2 separate regions of the Mus musculus genome follow, and region 1 is linked to region 2. A link is a contact called in ENCODE Hi-C or POLR2A ChIA-PET data. All regions are on one chromosome and are shown on one strand. Each heading gives the region's core, a stretch centred on a gene start or an enhancer-like site at or near the end of the contact. The rest is flanking DNA. Distances are from core to core; before and after follow the strand shown.

Region 1 (6,677 bases), core at 3,635-6,134, 80 kb after region 2:
GTAGTAAGGAAAATAATTTTATGGTTGGGGTCATAACCACTGTCTTAGAGTAATAGCTATAATCCTTAAACAGCATACTTAACAGTCTCAGTCTTCCTTTATGTCTCTGACTTTACCTTCTACTTTCCCTTACTGGCTTGCATGCTTGCTGAGAATACTACATCTCTCTAATGTTTTGGCACCCTCTCCTTCTTTTGCCAGAAGCACTTTCCCTGTGTCTGTGTGATTGGTTGTTCATCTTTATACAAACAGCATGTTCACAGTTAGGCTCGAACCATCCTATCACCACTACATTAACCTTTGTTACTATCCTCTGTATAGCTAGCTTCCTTTTCTGCTTTACTTTTCACTAAAGTGTTTTATCATAATATATGACTATTAACTTATTATCTTGACAAACTCTGCCACAAGGAAATACAGAGTAGTGTTTATATGCTGTTTTTCAGCAAATGAAAACGTTCTGGCCTTCAAAAATAAACACTCAGCAATTATTTGTTGAATTAACAGTAAGGAGTACTGACTGATTCTTTAGGATGACGTAACTGAGAACTGGTGAGGAGCTGAAGCTGGGGTCTGCTCCGAGGCTGGGCTTCTGTTGTTGGGAATTCCGTTATCTGTTTCTCAGGCTCTAATACAGCAACTAAGCACACAAATGGTTTCACTCTACTATCAATAGTTTTGTAGGTAGATTTTTTTTTTTAAATAAAAAAAAAATACTTAAATGGGCTGGGTGATGATAGCACATGACTTTAAACTCAGGAGGCAGAAGCAGGCCGATCCCTGTGAGTTTGAGGCCAGCGTGGTCCACAGAGTGACTTCTAGGGCAGTCAGAGCTACACAAAGAAACCCTGTCTCAAACAAACAAACCAACAACAAAAACTTAAAACAGGTAGTCACTTAAAATAAAAACTTCATATTCATAACAGAAATGTTGTAAAATAAATTAGCTAAGAAATACTGTGTGAAAGGTCCCCATTGACCACAAAGATAATTTAGAATCCATAACCTATCCCAATCAAGCAACTTTTGTCTCATGAAAATGAAAGCACTCCTACTAAAATCAACTATCTAGAACAAATCAACCTATTGACAGACCTCAGCAGGTGCCAATACCTTGACTGGGGTAGGAACAATGTGTGCCTCTCATCTCTGGTCTTCCTTTCCCAAGGTTTGCTTCTAATTCAACAGATCCAATTCTGTGGTTAAGAATGAAGGTCAACGGGAGGCAGAGGCAGGCGGATATCTGAGTATATATAGAGGCCAGCCTGGTCTACAGAGTGAGTTCCAGGACAGCCAGGGCTACAAAGAGAAACCCTGTCTCGAAAAACCAAAAAAAAAAAAAAAAAAAGAAGCACACACATTTAAAAAAAACAAAAAAGAAAAAAAGAAAAAAAAAAGAGTTTAAAGAAAAAATGGGCCACTGACATGGCTTCAGCAGTACAAGTACTTGCTGGCAAGCTAGAAGATCTGAGTGAGCCCCAGAAACCACACGGTAAAAGGAGAGAACACATTCCCACAAGCTGTCCTCTGACCTTTACATATGTTCCAAGGCAGTCAGTCACCTAACAACTAAAAAAGTATATTTTTTTTAAAGTTAAAAAGATCAAACAACTCCCCCCACAAAAAGAAAAAAATAACCAAATAATAAACCTGGACATAGAAACACACATCTGCAAACCTAGCACTTAGGAAGAATTTGAGTTTGAGGTCAGCCAGAGCCCTGTCTGGAAAGAGAACAGTAACAAGTAGCTAAAATGGTAATTATAATGTTTCAGATCCACATGTTTGTCTTTAGTGATAAATTCTTGCTATCATTACTACCCATTTGAGTTCAGTTCTCAAGCTTTGAAAACTCCACGATGTTAAAAGAGGAATAAATTTTACATTGGTGTTAGTAATACTACAAGTAGCTAATACTCAACAAAGCTTAAAGAGCCTGGTACTTGACATAACATTATTTTCTATTCTTTCTAACAACCTAACAAAGTAAATATAATGTTTTAAGGAAGCGTACTATTGGAAATGGAATTACCTCAATAAACATATCTATTCAGTGCATGCAGAAAGTCAGCTTTAGATTTAACAGTCTACATGCTAAAATATAGTCAGTATGAGTTGGATTCTAAATAATAACAAGGAGTACTATCAATACACTACTGGAACAATTAAAAAGGTGGTTAAAATCTTAAAATACTTTAGTAAAATTTCTCAAATTCCTAAGTTTGGGTCTTTGATCTTTATGAAAAAGTTGAGTACACTAACCTTGAGTATTTAGCTGCTTTGATGAATAGGAAAAAAATGTCAAAATGTATCTGGTTATATATTCTAACAAAATTAATTATGATGAGAACAAAAGAGAACAAACAGGAACACTACAGGAATGTCGGTGACTTTGTCTTAATTTTTAATTTACTATTGTGTGGGGGTAATATGTGCGAAAGTGTGGGTGCACACGTGAAGGTCAGATGACAAAATCACAACTGTCTGGTTCGCTATGGGTTCCAGGGATTGAACTTAGGTCACCAATATTGTACATCGAACATCTTTACCTGAGTTAATTTGTAACTAGTGTAGTCAGTCTACTTAGTAGACCTATACAGAGATTAGACAACATTATAGCATTATGGAAAGAGACATATATATGACTTATTTATTATGTATACAGTATTCTGCCTTCATGTATACCTACACTCCAGAAGAGGGGAACAGATTCCATTATAGATAGTTGTGAGTCATCAAGTGGTTGCTGGAAATTCAACTCAGGACCTCTGCAAGGGCAACCAGTGCTCCTAAGCACTGAGCCATCTCTCTACCCCAAACAAATATATTTAACAAAATATCTGTTCCTGAAAGTGAGTTCAAAAGGTCATGTTCACCCCTCACCATTACTCTAAAGACAGGTATCCAATCACAGCTCAGGGGTTTTCTGAATAGAAACCTAACTACATTATCTAAAGAATCTTCCTTTGCCAAAAAATGGAAATAGGTTCCATAGTTCAAAGTGAGAGAAGAAGAAAGCAGAAAAACAGAAAATTGCCTGGAAAATATGTGCTCATTACCTTCAAAATGGCAACAAAGTCTTTAAAAGTCAAAGGTAAATATAGCATTCTCTGTAAATCTCAACTACTCTATTAATACACTTCCCAAGCCAGTTGCTTGTGAAGAACATAAGAGATCACAATACCACACATGTTAGACACAGTAACTACTTCAGGGATAGCTAAAATCCCCTTTTCTGCATCCTTACATGGCCCACAAAGTTCCTACCTGCTCTGGTTCCTGCCTGTATCAGGATCTTTAGGAAACACACTAAACTTTTTGTTTCTATGGTCTGGCCACACTGACAGTCCAAAGTAAAGGCAGGCCTTCTCATGGGGTCCTTATCTTAGGCTTTGCTATGCTCACAGTAACTAAGAGTTTTAATCACTAATGTTTATTTATTGAAAATCGTGGTTTTTTAATGAGTGCTGCAAGGCAAAACAAAATGGTTAATGAGAGAATGAGGTGTGTCTTTTAAAGCTAGATATCAACACCATATTTCCCCCTTTCAAATTGAAAGGTGGCAGAAACCTGAATAAGGGTAGTAAAGAATTGAATCAAGATGACAGATAATTTGGAGCAAAGCTTTTTAAGCACAGGGAACCCCAAACCAACAGGGAGGGATACACTCAGCTCATTGAGAAGATCAGTTTGACAGAAGCCCAATGACACAAATGACAAAAGGTCAGACTGTACAGCCAAAAGCAGAGCATGGATCCTGTGCGTACAGTACATTTTAAGAGTCTTGAGTTTTAGATTATGACAGGAAAATCTGAACATTTTGAAATCATGTGACTGTTATACTGTAGGTGATGAAGAACATCAGGGAGATGTAGTTCTGGGGTTGTCTAGGCAAACGACTAAAATATGGTGCGATAAGCTAAACTACAGAGTGCCATTTGAACTGAGAATGTAATTGTAAGGATGAGTCAACAGCTTTCATCAGTAAACTAGAACACAAGATATGGAGAAGGCCACACACAGATGACCCTAACACCTGTCTCACTAACAGGAAATGTATGCAATATGTTCTAGTTCAATGAATGAACAGTTCCCCACAGAAGTAAAATGATGCAATTATTTTGGTGAGAAAATATTAAGGTATTGAGTGTAGAAATTAAGGACTTGGGGGTGAGGGGGAACAGGATGTTAAACATCCACAAGCTTAAGAGGAGGTAAATATGTTCAAGTAGCTGAGCCTACTGGGTATACTTTTCATTCTAACAACCACATGTTTTATTGAACTAAAAAAAAAATTCAATTTGAAACACCTTATGCTTGAAAATGGAATACACGCATGGTCATTCATGGAGCTGGAGAGAGGGCTTCATGGTTGAGAGCAATGGCTGCTTCAGAATGACTTGGACTGGATTGCCAGCACCTATATGGCAGCTAAGCGTTAACTCCAGTTCTAGGAGATCCACCACACTCTTCTGAATTTTGAGAGCATTGCAGACATACATGGTACACAGACATATAAGTACAGGCAAAAGACATACACATAAAGATAATAAAGAATTTTCAAAAACTGCTCATTTATAAAAATAAATCAGAATTTATCCAACAGTGCTTGGCTACAAGATTACAATATTCTCTACATATGGAGAGACCTAGATTAGATTACCAAGTAAACTAGAGATTCTTGGCTCTCAGTGCACACGTGGAGGTCAGAGGACAAGCTTGGATGTTCCTCAGGCTTCTTTCCAGCTTTTCGTGGTCCTTAACTTCACCCAGAAAGCTAGGTTAGCTGGCTAGTGAGCTTTCCACCTCCCACCCCCCTGCTGCTGAGGTTACAAATGCTTTTTGCATAGTTTCTGGGAATCCAGACTCAGGTCACAATGCTTGTAAAGCAAGGACTTTATTAAGCTATCTCCACAGCATTAAGTTTGAAAAACAAGAATGCGGAGGGGGGAGGAGGGCTCCCTGGAGAGATAGCTCAGTGATTAAGAGCATTGGCTCAATTCCAGTTTCAGATGATCCAAAACCCTCTTCTGGCCTTGAGCACTGGGCATACATACCATGGACATTTATGCACCCATATATAAAATGAAATTTAAAAAAGAATACCAGAGACCAACCTTAGGCCAGTTAATAGATCAGAATCTAACTGAAAGTAATACCAAAAAAAGATTTTTTTTCTTAAATGCTTTCTAGTACCAACTCCTGTCAATAAATTAGAAGATTTGGGTAAAAGTCTTATCACAGTAATGTGAGTAGGCATTCTGGAGGACAAATAAAAGGCCTTGGCTTAAAGCCAGATATGATGGCAAATGTAGCTTACGATTGTTAAAATCCTTGAACAGCTATAGCAAAAAGTAATTTTGGACATGGTAACAGCACTGTGGAGATACAAATAGGAGCATCATGAGTTTGAGGCCAGTTTGGGCTACAGAGAAAGAGATGTATGAAACGAAACAATTTTAATAATGACTTTACTACACACATCCTTTCCCTGGCCTTGCATTTTTTAAATGTTATTCTAGAAGGCAGTAATCTTAAGAGTTAATGCCAGCTATTAGCTATTAATTACAGCTAAATCTATCTTCAGCCAAGTAAATCTTTACATAGAAAATATAAAATAATATCCAAGTTTTTGTCCTTTCCCCCTTCATCACATCAATGAGCTTTTATATTGAGATTTATACCATGTATAGCAGTTTATGACTAATCACCAAGGTTTAGCTACAACATAAACATTTAAGAAATATTACAACAGGTACTAGGTTGACCACTTTTCTTTCTTCCTTACAACAGCACCACTATGCTCCAGTGAATAATGAAAATCTGAGGTTCAGAGAGGATTTGTCAGTTTGTTAAATCATCAGTTTGTTAAGCCAAAATTCAAGCTGAACAAGTATATAAGCCCCAAACCCTTCACAAAATGGACTGCTGTGAGCTAACAGTACTGAAAGTGCCAAGACATCTCATTCTAGGATTCTTTTCTAATTCAAACTTACTACTTTAGCAACATTAATTTTATCACTAAACAATCATAACTTATTACTGTAAGAAACACTAAGAACAAAGATAGAAAGCATGACATTATAATTTTTTTAAAAAGGACAGGAAACAGCATAGAATTTTAGAAAAAATGGAAATGAGAGGAACTTGGGGAAGGGGTGTCGCTACGTAGATCAGGCTGTTATTGAAGTTAATAAAGCTCTCCTATCATTGAGCAATGTCCCACACCTTTCCCTCCACATCCATCTGAATCCTGGATACAAAACCAAAAACAATTGGTGGCACAAGCCTGTGATTCCATTATTCTACAAGTTAAGGTGGATGCTTCAAGTTTTACATCAGCCTAGGCTAAGTAGGTGCCCCGTTGAATGGTGTGTGTAGAAAGACAGGGAGGGAAAAGGGGGCTTGAAAAAGAAAAAGAGAAGTAGGAGGAGGAGTGTGGGGAGGGCGCAGGAGCCGGCTAAGGAGCTTTATCTTTTGTAGATAGATTCTAAAACACGTAATGAAATGCTAAGTTCTTTGGAATTGGCATTTGGATTTAGGCTGTTGCTTGCAATAACTAGGTCAAGCATACACGGGGGTTCTTAACATACATCTATTTATATCTTTGTATTTTCTACCACAACACATCAAAGGGAATGGTAAGAGGCTGGGGAGTTTAAAACAAACAAACAAAA
Region 2 (6,506 bases), core at 1,872-4,371:
CTCTCATCTCTGCCCATTTCTTTTTGTTTCTGTCTGCCTGTCCTTCTGCTTCACCACTGATTATACAGAGATTGAAATAGTTTTTAAAATATGTTAACATTTGTATGTGGGCGGGGGGGGGGAGTTGCATGTATTTTAAATGCAACATATTCACTGACACAGGAAAAAAAAGCCTTTTGTTTGTTTGTATTGTTTTGGTTTTTTGTTTTTGTTTTGTTTTTTTGTTTTTTTTTTTCAAGACAGGGTTTCTCTGTATAGCCCTGGCTGTCCTGAAACTCACTTTGTAGACCAGGCTGGCCTCAAACTCAGAAATCCACCTGCCTCTGCCTCCAAGTCCTGGGATTAAAGGCGTGCGCCACCACCACGCCCGGCTTGTTTTGTTTTTTAAAAGACAGGAGTTCATTTATTCCAAACTGGTCTCAAACTCACGTGGTTGACAATGGCCTTGAAGTTTCTGATATTCCTGCGTCCTCTCACCAAGCACTAAAACTACAGGTTTGCATCACCACACCCAGTTTTATACACTGTGAGGGCTTAAATCCAGGACCTTTTGCGTCCTGGGAAAGTCCTCTACTATCTGAGCTCCGTCCCCAGCTACTGCCACTGTTGAAAGGGTAGCTGTAATGGCACCTGACCTCCGGCACCTTATTGCCTTTTGCAGGTCGGCTAGACTGGATACAGGCAGGCTTTCTTGGACTCTAAGGAAAGGCTTTCTGGAACCCCAGCTGGCCACGTCAGGTTCATGTTCCAAATGAGGTGATGCCCGGCCTAGCCCAGTTAGTACCAGCAGTCTGGGAGCTCCTTGGGCTAGAGGCTTGGTGCCAGCAAGGGATTCCCTGAGAGTTCTGAGCCCAAACAGAGGTAGAACAAAGTCCACCTAGTGTTTGACATGGCTCTGGGAAGTGTAAACTAAAGTGGGTCCAGCCAGCTTCTCAGGACCACTCCCTGCCCACAAACACTTCCTCCTGAATCGAAGGCCCTCAGCTGAAAACATCCTCCATTCGCTCCAGGATGTTTCCAGTGTCCGGTCAGAGCCAAAGCCCAGCGCCGTGGACCGGGCCAGCTGCTTTTGCTGGGAACGGCATTGCAGGCTCCAGTTTCACAACGCCAGCCACCACCCTCTCCCCCTCTGAACCTCAGTGTTCCCGAGCGCTTTGGCTTAACATGACCACTAGCAGTAATTCAAGTCTGCTTTGTAAATATCTATCTAGTGCCAAACACCACAAAAGCTTGTTTCCTTTCCTGTGGGGTTAGAATAAGAAACACACACACACAGGGCGGGGTCTCTATGTATGTTTCAGACCGTGTGCGATTGCTTAATGTCCTCTGATTAATTTGTGTCTAGCAGTCATCTTCCTCCAAAAACCATTTTCTTTGTCAAATCATGAGTTATGTAATCAGTCACATTTCCTTTTTCCTCATTGGCTTCCGGGAAGCTCGGTGCTGAATATAATAGTGCCCTCTTCCTCTTATTTTATTGTTATTATTGTTGTTGTTATTATTGTTGTTATTATTTTGGGTTTTCAAGACAGGATTTCTGTAAATTCAAGGCTAGCCTGGTCTACTACTGAATTTCAGCATAGCTAGGGCTACATAGAGAGACCCCGCCTCAAAATAGCATTAAAAAAAAAAGTTAAAATTAACAGAGGATAGTCTAAAGTAACTAAGTATTGTATGTGCACGCCACTGTGTTCAGAAGGCAGAAGTGGGGTTTTATGACAAGTTCTTTACCCTCCCTGAGCCATCCCACCAGCTCAGCTCAAGACAATCTGGTTTGAAGCCTTTAGCCTTGCCACTCCCCAGCCTTGGACGCTCTTTGTGATAAGGTGCCTTGCACTGGTGTGTCTGTTTGGATTGTTGTTGATCTTTCTTCTCATCACTTGACCCAGGGGACTCCTTGTTTACAGTTGTCACTCCACCCAACCTAGTGACCTCCCAGCTCTGTCCTCCTGTTCCCAGCCATGTTCTCTTCCAGATTCCTTTTGTGACTTCCAGGGTGCCATCCCAGGCAGCTTCTGAGCCCCCTGAGGAGTCAGGGCTCAGACCTGGCTCTCCCCCCACAGCCCAACAGGTCAGGGGGCGATGCTCCGGTGTGGTTGTCTCTCACTCTTTTTTTTGGCTATCAAAGGTGCAGATAATTAATAAGAAGCTGGATCTTAGCAACGTCCAGTCCAAGTGTGGCTCGAAGGATAATATCAAACACGTCCCGGGTGGAGGCAGTGTGAGTACTGTCGCAGTCTCCATGAGGTGTGCTGCAGCCTTTGCTGTAACAAGTGTCATGAGTGTGTCCTTGTGAGACATTGCATAGAATAAATCATCTAGGGCTCAGGACCTCCTGTGTCCCCACAGTGTCTGCTGTCCCCAGACTCCCCTCCCTGTTCCATGGATGGCCCAGCAAAGTAGGGAGAGCAACCCGTTCCAGCTGGCCCTTCTCTGAGTAGCTGGGTCCCCATGGTACCATGTATGTGTTCCTAGAAGCCCCGTAGATATTGGAAATGGGGTTGAAGACAGTGCATCCATGATGTGGGCTGACACCTCTTCCCTCATCTCTGGGGCAGTCTCTGTTGGTTGGGGAGTGGGGAGTCCATATGATCCCACTAGACACTAGGACTTCCTGTTTCATGTCAAGGTCCAAAAGGCCCCTAGCCACTTCTCCATTTTTCATCTGGGTCTCCTTCATCTTTGAAGAGAGGAAAAGATTCCCAGTTCAATTTAGCACTCCCCTCCCCCCAGGACAGGGACTCTGGTTGCACAGAGCCTAACACCGAGGTGACAGGTGTCAGTTGCCTGCATTGTTTGCCAGAGAAGGGGTTTTAAATGTCTCCTCCTTTAAACACCACTGGGGACCCCCCCCCCCCCCCCCCCGCACATCCTCAGCGAGTCCCTGCAAAGAGATGTTCTTAGGTTCCCTCAATGGGCTTAGGGATTCCCTTTGTTCTCTTGGCTGGCCGGTGCCCAACAGGGCAGGATTTGTAAAGTGGCCCCAGGCTTCTCCCTGCCAGCTCCCCCTCCCCTGTTCTGGGTCAGTCCCAGAACGGACCTGGGCTCTCTGATTGAGCTGCAGGCTCCACCTCTCGAGCGTGCGTGCTGGAATGCAGGGGTGGGCTCTCTTTCCTGAAAGTGCCGAGCCCACAGGGTTTATTCTTGCAATGTGCTCCTGCCTCCGGCCCCGACACCTGCCCTGCCTTCTGCCTCTTGGACCGATGGCCCCAGAGCAGCAAGTGCTGGCCCTGTGGCTACTGCCTTCTCACGCTTACTCACCGTGTCTGCCTTTTCCTCTGTCCTCCACTCCCCGCTGGCCGATCCTGCCACCTCCCTTACTTGTTTTGCTTCCTAAGGAAAGGCGGGGCTGTTGGCTACACTGCGGTTACTGCCCTGCCTGCCGGTTGCCTTCTCAACGTATAGAAAGATATGGGTTGCGGGAAAGGGTGATCTTTAAGATCGCCGTCCTTGTCCCTGGGCTCTGTAATGTTGTTTATGATACGTTAGCTTCCCAGCCCAGGCTGCTGTGGTTAGGGAGGGAAGCCAGAAGTGTCTGGTTTTGCTCACGTCTGGTCTGTTGCTGGGTCTGAGCGCTCCAGCTCCCAAGGGCTGCAGAGGGCAGATGCTCCTGTAGGGGAAGTTGGGAAAAGGCAGCTCTCAGGGCAGCTCGGATCACATGCTGGTTGTCTGATGAGGCTGCAGTGCCTAGGGTATCAGGGAACTTTATAACTAAGGTGTACTGCAGTTTGCCAGCCTTTGAGCTAACCTGTGACCTTATATAGAATCACAAGATAGCCTGGCCTGTGGCCTGTGGCCACTGTTGACTACAGAATGGACCTGTGGAGAAAGCTTTCTTAGGGAGGGGGACTGGTGGCATTTGGGTTGTAGGATTCCAGGCTTCCCATCTAACTTGCTCCTGGCTCTCTCTAGGGTGGTGGGAACTGCAGCAGGGAAGCTGCTTCTCCATCTCCACCTCCTGGCTGGGCTGTGGCCTCCTCTCTCGGGCTGCTCTGTGGGATCTAGTACCCTAGTCAGCTGCTCCCCCATTCCTTTCTTCTCTGGCTATCCCAAGCTTCCAACATCTCCTGTCCCCCAACATACCCCCTGGTACTGACTCTCTAATGACTCTACCTGGGCTCTCCCATCATCACCTGCCCCAGAACTCCTACTGGCCTCTGGGTCTGTTTGCAGGAGGTCCTTGGGTTTATCTGCTCCTTACCCACCCTCCTCTGCAGGGGCAGGCTGACACCCTTATGACTTATGAGGCCATGGCCCTCCTCTTCCATCAGGTCTGTTAGCAGAACACACACACACACACACACACACCCCATAACACAAAACACCATCAGCCGTGAAAACGAGGGATTTATCCATTGAGACCTCCGTAGAAACCACTTTGCTTTATTGATTCTTGAACATGTGGCACCCCTCTCCCAGGACAGATGAGCCTCCTCACCCCTGGAATGACCATGGTCTGTATGGGAGACCCATGGGACTCTGCAAGTGGCAGCTAGTGACCAGCTAAGCTGTAAAACCACAGATCAGAGAGACAGGCTTCCAGGAGCCCCATCTGCCTGGGTGGTCTCCTTCAGAGTGTCCTGTCAGGAAAGCAACTGTCATTTTCCAGAGCACACATTACTGCTGGGCCACATGAAGGGCCCTTGGGCTGGCGGGTCCCCCCCACCCCCCTTCCCCAGTGTGTCCTGTCTGCTCACTCATGCTTGCTGAGACACTTACTGCAGCTGTGGTTTCTGCCGTGCGCCTGCCTTCTGTTGGTGTTGCTTCGCTCTTCTCAGTAGAGGCTGAAGTGTTCAGGAGACTATGTGTCCAGACACCAACTGGCTCTCCTTCTGGGTCATAGAGCTGGTCTGGGTCCTGTTTGCCGACTGGTAATCCAGGACCATGGGAGCTTCCTGGGTGAAGCAGACTCACCCTCACCAGCTTCTCCTGAGTCTTTTTCTGAGGAGAAGATGCAGGGCTGTGAAGGCTTCTTCCTCCACTGGGTGTCATTGGCCTTTCATCAATAAAACGATGTATGCTTTTATATTTAAGTGTCTGCTACAGAGATGGTCACGTACAAGGACCAGGCACCTGCTTTTCCATGAGAGTGTCTTGTGTTTCTGGGATGTTTAGGTCCCTAAGCTTCCTGGTGAGGACCCAGCTCCCTGGGGGGTGGGGGGTGGCTGGATTTGGGGAGCCTATTTTCCATCCTGAGTGGGGGTGTATGCAGCAGCTGATGGGAGCCACTGACAAATGGTCCATCAGCCTTTGTGCTGTGTTACACCCCTAGTAACATAACCCCCTTTATTCTCTCTCTCGCCCATCCTCTTTGACCTGCAGGTGCAAATAGTCTACAAGCCGGTGGACCTGAGCAAAGTGACCTCCAAGTGTGGCTCGTTAGGGAACATCCATCACAAGCCAGGTAGCACTTGAGGAAGACAGGCTTTGGGACAGGAGTGCTGGCTGGAGTGGGGGGTGCTTCCTAGAATAGGCCAACCTGGGCAGTGAATGTTAAATGTGAAAGTACTGTGTGGCCTTGGACCTGGGTCTGTCTCTGTTGTGAGCCTAGACAAGGGGTGGAGGAAATGGTTTTATATCCCATCCTGTGGCTCTCCAGAAAAGTCTGTATAAAAGGACCAGCCATGGGTTTGATTGGGTCCCTCCCACCCCCAAAGGCCGGCTCTGTGAACATCTCAGCTTTGTCACAGCCAACATGGGGGACACTTCAATTGCATCAGCTATAACATGAGAACTTTTGGGCTGTTGTCTCATCTTCGCTGTAACATTGTTCAAAGAAAGCATTCTTCCCAGGAAAACAGGCCAGGTCACTCCCTCTCCTGCTATACCCTAGTGTGGTGACCTGAGCCACAGGGGAGGTTAGGGTGTCTCTCCTCATGGTGCATTTGACAGGCGGTTTGATTCCAAGGTCTTGAGGGGCTGTGGCTTACAGAATGTTCCTAAGTAAATCTCCACAGCTGGAAGGCATCCGGCTTAAAATTTAGTGTGCCTTCTCTTGGCCATGCTTCCTGTACCACTGAACGATCTCAGGAGGAAGATTCTGCAGGGTAAATATCCCATGTACACGGTCTCGATCAGAGAAGAGGCAGGTAGTTTGCAAGCCCTAAAAAGGGCTTCCTGTGGCTAAACCTCTTTCTAGATAAAGGAGAGCCCTGGCATCTCCTGAGGATGGGTTGTTCTTTGGATCCCTGGCCCAGCCTGTGTGGAGCCAGTGGGGATGTCTTATACCTGATGGTCCCCTCCTGAATGGTGGGTGATACCTGACCTACTTTTTTTTTTTTTAATCAAGTCTCCAGCAGCCCGGAGCACTTCGCTCTGCCTGCTGTGAGCTCACTTAACATATGCTAAGTCCTCCAGACCACAGACTAGGGCAAGAGGCTCATGTGGGTTGTGTTCCAGGAGGTGGCCAGGTGGAAGTAAAATCAGAGAAGCTGGACTTCAAGGACAGAGTCCAGTCGAAGATTGGCTCCTTGGATAATATCACCCACGTCCCTGGAGGAGGGAAT

What was found. Hi-C counts contacts between places; a loop is a spot of excess contacts on that map. ChIA-PET counts read pairs that join two places held with the same protein, here RNA polymerase II (POLR2A).
Region 1: a loop to region 2 is called in a map of regulatory T cell, with 1.8 times the contacts of the local background. The contact joins two enhancer-like sites. A Hi-C loop is called at or near these places in 1 of 37 maps with a recorded cell type or tissue (regulatory T cell). POLR2A ChIA-PET finds 5 or more read pairs at or near these places in 1 of 5 experiments (embryonic stem cell).

Annotation. Positions count from the first base shown.
Region 1 is chr11:104,394,738-104,401,414 of GRCm38, forward strand. All of the region lies in intron 2 of Kansl1 (KAT8 regulatory NSL complex subunit 1), which reads right to left. Among named protein-coding and RNA genes, the nearest start is that of Kansl1, 44 kb to the right of the region's middle. Within about 2 kb of position 4,885, at least 1 of the 3 ENCODE cell types and tissues checked has a DNase peak (open chromatin) inside an H3K27ac peak, as active enhancers do.
Region 2 is chr11:104,316,029-104,322,534 of GRCm38, forward strand. It overlaps Mapt (microtubule-associated protein tau), which reads left to right. Exons shown (of 12, transcript NM_001038609.2): 9 at 2,129-2,221; 10 at 5,323-5,404; 11 at 6,400-6,506. Among named protein-coding and RNA genes, the nearest start is that of Mapt, 88 kb to the left of the region's middle. Within about 2 kb of position 3,122, at least 3 of the 3 ENCODE cell types and tissues checked have a DNase peak (open chromatin) inside an H3K27ac peak, as active enhancers do.